Regions from separate parts of the Mus musculus genome. Here region 1 is linked to region 2. A link is a contact called in ENCODE Hi-C or POLR2A ChIA-PET data. All regions are on one chromosome and are shown on one strand. The core of a region is the stretch at or near the end of the contact, and the rest is flanking DNA. Distances in the headings are between cores, read along the strand shown. Region 1 holds the start of Sos1 (SOS Ras/Rac guanine nucleotide exchange factor 1). Region 2 holds the start of Morn2 (MORN repeat containing 2).

The links. Hi-C counts contacts between places; a loop is a spot of excess contacts on that map. ChIA-PET counts read pairs that join two places held with the same protein, here RNA polymerase II (POLR2A).
Region 1: a map of left cerebral cortex shows a loop between it and region 2 (6-fold over the local background). The contact joins the promoter of Sos1 here to the promoter of Morn2 in region 2. A Hi-C loop is called at or near these places in 2 of 37 maps with a recorded cell type or tissue (both left cerebral cortex). POLR2A ChIA-PET finds 5 or more read pairs at or near these places in 3 of 5 experiments (Patski and embryonic stem cell).

What each region holds. Positions count from the first base shown.
Region 1 is chr17:80,478,932-80,481,912 of GRCm38, forward strand. Sos1 (SOS Ras/Rac guanine nucleotide exchange factor 1) reads right to left here and starts at 1,522. Exons shown (of 22, transcript NM_009231.2): 1 at 906-1,522. The coding sequence starts at 992.
Region 2 is chr17:80,288,526-80,291,516 of GRCm38, forward strand. Morn2 (MORN repeat containing 2) reads left to right here and starts at 1,687. Exons shown (of 5, transcript NM_194269.2): 1 at 1,687-1,812. It overlaps Dhx57 (DEAH (Asp-Glu-Ala-Asp/His) box polypeptide 57), which reads right to left and starts at 1,951. Exons shown (of 24, transcript NM_001163759.1): 1 at 1,531-1,951.

The sequences.
Region 1 (2,981 bases), core at 272-2,771, 190 kb after region 2:
GCCAGGTACTCAGTAGTAACAAAACTGCATTTTAGCAAAGATAGCACGAAAATCATCTGAGCAACAAGAAATGGGAGATTAAATTGTAAAACAATTTCTACAGGTAAGGCAAATGAAAACAAAAACCAATCTGGTTGTTTTAAAATCCATTCAAGCACACCTGTTTCAGATGTCTTAGTACAGTATTTACTATGTCACTAAGTGTTGCTGTAGAAGCTGTTAAAATGTAGCAACATTCACGAATAACTTTAACCACTGGCAAACAAAAATCCAAAATGCCTAACCAAAGGACAGACAGTTGCTTTAGAAGCTTTTAAAATGTAGCAACATTTCCAAATAAAAAGATGCAAAACACCAAACCAAATGACGTTCAAAGATTCTCAGACACTTCAAAAGAACCAATCTGAATACAGTGGCATGTGCATCACCGCTGTAATGGGGGAGGGGGTCAAGAAAACGGGGAGTTATGACTGAGGACGAGCACAGCCGAGCAGGCCATGTTCTTGCTGGCAGGCAACCTCGCAATTACTTAGGCAAGCACTGTGGCCAAGGCACTTTCGAGCCAGTGAGAGTACCGGACTCCTAAAACGAGAGGTTGACCGCAGTTCGGAAGATCGAGAAGGTAGGCAATGGCCTTCGTTGACCTCCACGGAAAACCGAGGCTCCTCCAACCCCCGCCTCCGCGCTTGGATGATCCAGACCAACCCTCCCCGACTGTGTGCGGCCTTCCCACGCACCCCGGGCGAGTGTCAACAGCTGGAGCAGCGGACGCGGGGAACCTCGCAGCCCGAGCAGACCTCCCCGAGATCCGAGACCGGGAAGAAAGACGACAGTGGCGCCCCGCCTCCCCACCCTCGCCCAGCCCCGCGCGGACTGCGGCCGGGAAGCGGGTTCCGCGCCCCTACCTTTTTCAGCGCAGGCACCAGCAGCCCCCGCCACTTGGGCGCGTTCTCCTCGCTGAAAAACTCGTAAGGCAGCTGCTGCGCCTGCATGGTGCCCGCGGGGCGCCTCGGGGCGGGCGGAGGGGCGGCGGCTCGCGGCGCGGAGAAGGGCCACAGCCCGTGCACGGCCCGGCCCCCTCGGGGCGCCGCGCGGCCCGGCTAGCGCTGGCGAGGAGTCTGGGGGGCGAGGCCCGCGGCCGGACACCCACCCGACACGCGCGCCGCTCGCCGAGAGCCAACGCAACCCGGCGGCGGCGGCGGCGGCATCCCGCACCACCGCCCCGGGGCAGGCCCCCCGCTCCGCCCCGGGCCGCCCTCCGCCGGGGCTGCGCTCCCCGGCACGGCCTGGCCCGCCGAGAGACGGCGCGTGGATGGACGCTCCGGCCGGTGGCGCCCGCTCGCCAGCGGGGAACTCAAGCGAGAGGCCCAGAACGGGACGAAGCGGGAGCAGGGGTCGGTGGGGAACGGGGAGGGCCCGAGGTCGCTGCCGGGGAATCCGGCCGCTTGGCCGTCGCCGCCGCTGCTGCTACCGCTGCCGCTGCCGCCGCCGGTGTAGCGCCGGAGCTTCCTACTAGCAAACTGAACCTGCTCGCAACTGAGCATGCGCCGCTGGCCCGGGCCGGTTCGCTCCGGGTTTTCCGGCTGCCCGCGGATGAGGAGGGGTGCGCGCCAGAGGCTGGGGAGGGCACTCGCAGAGGCGGGGCTGAAGGACCCTGAAGGCGAACCCGCGACCCGAGAACCTGGGTGTGGGGGCCTGCGAGCAGGCGAAGCGCCCCTTTTGTGTGGTCCCACAGCCCGGGAGCCCATCCAGCTCTAGGAGATCCTAGGCCCTGTGTTTCAGAAAAGGGGTGTGTGTACTTTGTTCCCAGCACGAAGATAAGGAGTGCCCCGAGCATGCACTGTATACTAAACAGATTGCACAAAAGATAGATCCCTCTCACAAAAACAAAACAAAACAAAACAAAAAAAAAAAAAAAACAAAAGGCCCGACTGCTCAGTGTTTGTCTAGTGGGAGGAGAGATTGCCTGTTTCCATCTGCCTTTCCATGCCATGAGGACGTAACGCATACGTGTAGTATTTATTGATCATGTGTCTATTCAAACCCACAAGCTTTTATTTATGGATTTAGTCCATCCTGCTTGGGATCTTTCATAGCTTCAACTGGATAATTAGCTTCTGGAAGGGAGGGATTTCCCCCCAGCCCTCACCTCGCCTTGGTACAGGACCCAGGATAGAGATATGAAAATCACAGAATGCTATAAAAGCAGTATCTATGAATTGTCCGTCCATCCTAAGGATGGACTTGCTTCCTGTAGTGGCACTGTGCAACGCTGTGGCACATGTGCTCTATCATTGAACGCTTTCTTAGTAAAACGTCTTAGTTTTCAGTTTTCATTTCATAGATGAGAAGACAGTTGGAAGAACCATGCTGTTTTGTAGTACAATAAACAAGATCTCACAGATGAAAAATGTTTGAAACCACCATCTTTTAGACTACCTCTTAGGATCTGAATGAAATCTACAAGCCTTTCCTTTTATAATACATGTACAGATTTGCATCTTAAAAAAAAAGAAGTCCCCCTCATTTTGAACGTGTTCAGTAATAGTTTGAAGTCCATCCATTAACCATCAGAGTAGTAAGACAACAGCAGACCTGCTGGTGGGAGGGCTCAGCCAGGAAAGAGCAGGTGCAGCCAAGACTGGGAACCCAAGTTCTGTCTTAGATACCCAAACGCTGGGAGCAGAAAAACTGACTCCCAGAAGTTCGTCTGATCTCTACACATGGCCAATGGCAGGTGCACCACACACAAGATAAATATAATTTTTTAAAGAGAAAGGCAGAGGAATTATAGCTTAGGAAGGACTTAGAAAAGGAATTTCAGAGAACAACTGATATATCAGTTATTTTCAACAACTGGTTTGTGTGGTCTTAAGTGACTGAACCAAATCAACTATTATAGAAAACTATTCCTTGGCTTCTCGTTATTAAAACACATTTCAAGCTGCGAGAAGTGATGCAGCCGCTAATCCCAGCCCTCA
Region 2 (2,991 bases), core at 437-2,936:
CCAAGACTGGTTAGTTTTTATACGAATGGCAGATTCCCTGGTGGGTGGGTCATTAGCTAGAATCAGGAAAGACAGTTTCTCCTAGGTGAGTGGGACCCCCCCTCCCCACAAGTGGCCAAACACCATAGAGAAACCAAACAAAAACACAAATAATGTCCTCTTTCAATTTAAAGTGTAAAACTTGCCAAGCAGTGGTGGCAGACACCTTTAGAGGCAGGTGGATCTGTGAGTTGGAAGCCAGCCTGGTCCACAGAGTGAGTTCCAAGCCAGCCAGGGCTACACAGAGAAACTGTCTTAGAAAACAAAAACAAACTAACAAACAACACCCCTCAATTATTTTAACTACTCTCTAACCCTAGATCCCCACTAGGCAAGACATCCTGAGCCCCAACCACGAGCTCTCCAAAGGACAGCAGTATATACATACACTCACAAAACCATAATGACATGAAATGATTAACATGTGACTGAAGGAATGGCACAAACTGAATTTTCAATAATCGCATTCTCCCACCCCCCTCCCCCCACCTTTATGTCTTTCCAGACAGGGTTTCTCTGTGTAAATAGCACTGGCTGCCCTGGAACTCGCTTTGTAGACCAGGTTGGCTTCAAACTTACAGAGATCCATCTGCCTCTGTTTCCAAAGGCGTGCACTACCACGCCCAGCTGCATATCGGGTTTTTGTCTTTTTGTTTTTTTTACGTAGGAAGAAAGGAAAACATCAAACATCTTACCACCCAAACCACCCAGCTGGGGTCAATTCATACATTGAGAAATGGCTGAGGAAAAAAAAAAGGCAAGAAGATTCTGTACTGACTTAAAACAAGTTGCCTCACACCAACCCAGAAAAGGTTACATTTTCAACTTGAGCTGTAATTTTCACGCAAAAATCTGAACCAAGATTTACCGATTATAGCGGCATCCGATATCACATTCCCCAGACGTTTTCTGTAGAATACAAATTAGGTTATCTAGTCCGCAGGGAGGAATCCCACTATCTATGTAGCCTGCTAAGATTTCATCTTTCTTTACCATAGACACTGGATCCAAGTTTGGCTCTAAAAGGATCCTTTGTTTCACACCCAAGTTTGGCTCCCACGTACAGCATCGTCAAGCTGAGGTGATGAAAACTGAACCCACACCGCTTGCCTCCCAGGCAAACCTCTGACCACTATACATTCCCCCAGCTCCATTCAGATACCTAGTCATGCAAGGTTCCTTTCTTCAACATCCATCTTCTCCAACCCTTTCCCCAAACAGCCCCTCGGGTCGCCACCGAGCCACAGACAGGAAATGGGGCTGGCGCCCCTCCTTTTCAACCTTGCTCGGAGCCGTGGGTGTGGACGACCTCGACTGCAGATCCCGGGGTTCCCCAGGATTCTGCAGGTCCAGGTTCACTGCCCCTGGGCTGACAGGCAGGACCATAGGGGCTGCATGGTCCTCGGATGTGATCACTAGAGAGGGGAGGCGGCAGGCGGGCCTGGCAACCCCGAACCCGCGCGGCCCCGCACATGCCACGTCAGGCCGTACCTGGCTCGTAGCGTTGCTGGCTGCGGAGCTCAGGAGGCGGCACCCAGGGTCGGGGTCCGGGCTGGGTTCAGCTTCCCTCTTGGACCTCACCCGCAGCAGCCGCCCCGCCCAGGTGTCTTCTGATTGGCTTCTTGCACTTTTGCTTCCGGGTGAGAGGTCGCCCGGTCGCCCCAGCAACCGAGGCCCGCTCTGTCCTAGAGCCCAGCTCCCTCCAGCCTGCCGAGCTGGCGAGCCTAGGGGAATCGCAGAGTCGCGAAAGCCTGTCCTTCACGTCTCCATCAAGTGAGTGCGCTTCCTCTCGGGAGCTGATGGACCCGGAGCCAGCCGCAGCATCCACTCTGGGGTGGAGGGGCACCGACAGCCCGGCGTCGGGGGATCCGGAGATACAGCGTGGGCCCCCGAGTCTGTGGGTTCGCTGTGCCTATCACTCCGGATTTGTTTCCTTTACGGTGCCAGATCAATGGCAGAGGTTCCTGCTAACTCACATAATCCAGAAATTTGAATGTGGAAACGTCACCCCCTTATTTAGAGAATATTAGTTTCTGTAATCGAACTCACACAGATAAGGTTTTACCTATGTAATACAGTGAAGTAAGCCTGTACAAATGGAAAAGAAATTAGCTTGATGTTTCTAGACTAATATGGCTGCTGATTTTGGTACAATGACAACTCAACATGGTTGAAAACACAAGTACAGTTTTCAAAAATTAAACGTGTGTTTAATATATATACATATTTAATATATTATATAATATATATTAACATATAATATATTAATATTATTTTAAATATAGGTATATGTTTATATGTGTATATATTTATATATGTGTATATATTTTTATATATGTATATATATCTATGTATATGTATAAAGAGCAATAATAGTATGTTATGCATCAGTAATAACAACAGCTTTTTCAGGTCCTGTAGTCATCTGAACAAAATTGTAGACGTCTAGCCTCGCCTTAAAAACAAACAAACAGAAAAACACCACCAAACAACTAGAAACAGCACAGGTCTGTGACCATTAGGGTACCAGCACAATATATATATGTATATAAGTATACACATATACATACATGTGTGTGTATTGTACATATATAATTATATGTATATTATATATATGTATGTATATTATAGACATATAATTAGCTTTTAAATCATCTGTAAAGAAGACATCCTGAGTAATATTGGAACCATCTTTGATAAAGCTACCAATTCATATCATGCAGCAGGTAGGAGATATTTTACACTCACATGATACAGTGCTGCCCCCACATTTGTAACACTAGAGGGCGAAAAAGGCATTTGAGACTTCTTTTTACTTTTTTCAGCAGAGGGCCAAATGCTGGTGTGACATAGCTCTGTAAAAGAAGTGCACTCTTTTAGATAGGAATTCCTTTCAGTAGTGTTCAAAGTATTACACTCTCACGAAACAACAAACAAACAAACAAAACCAAA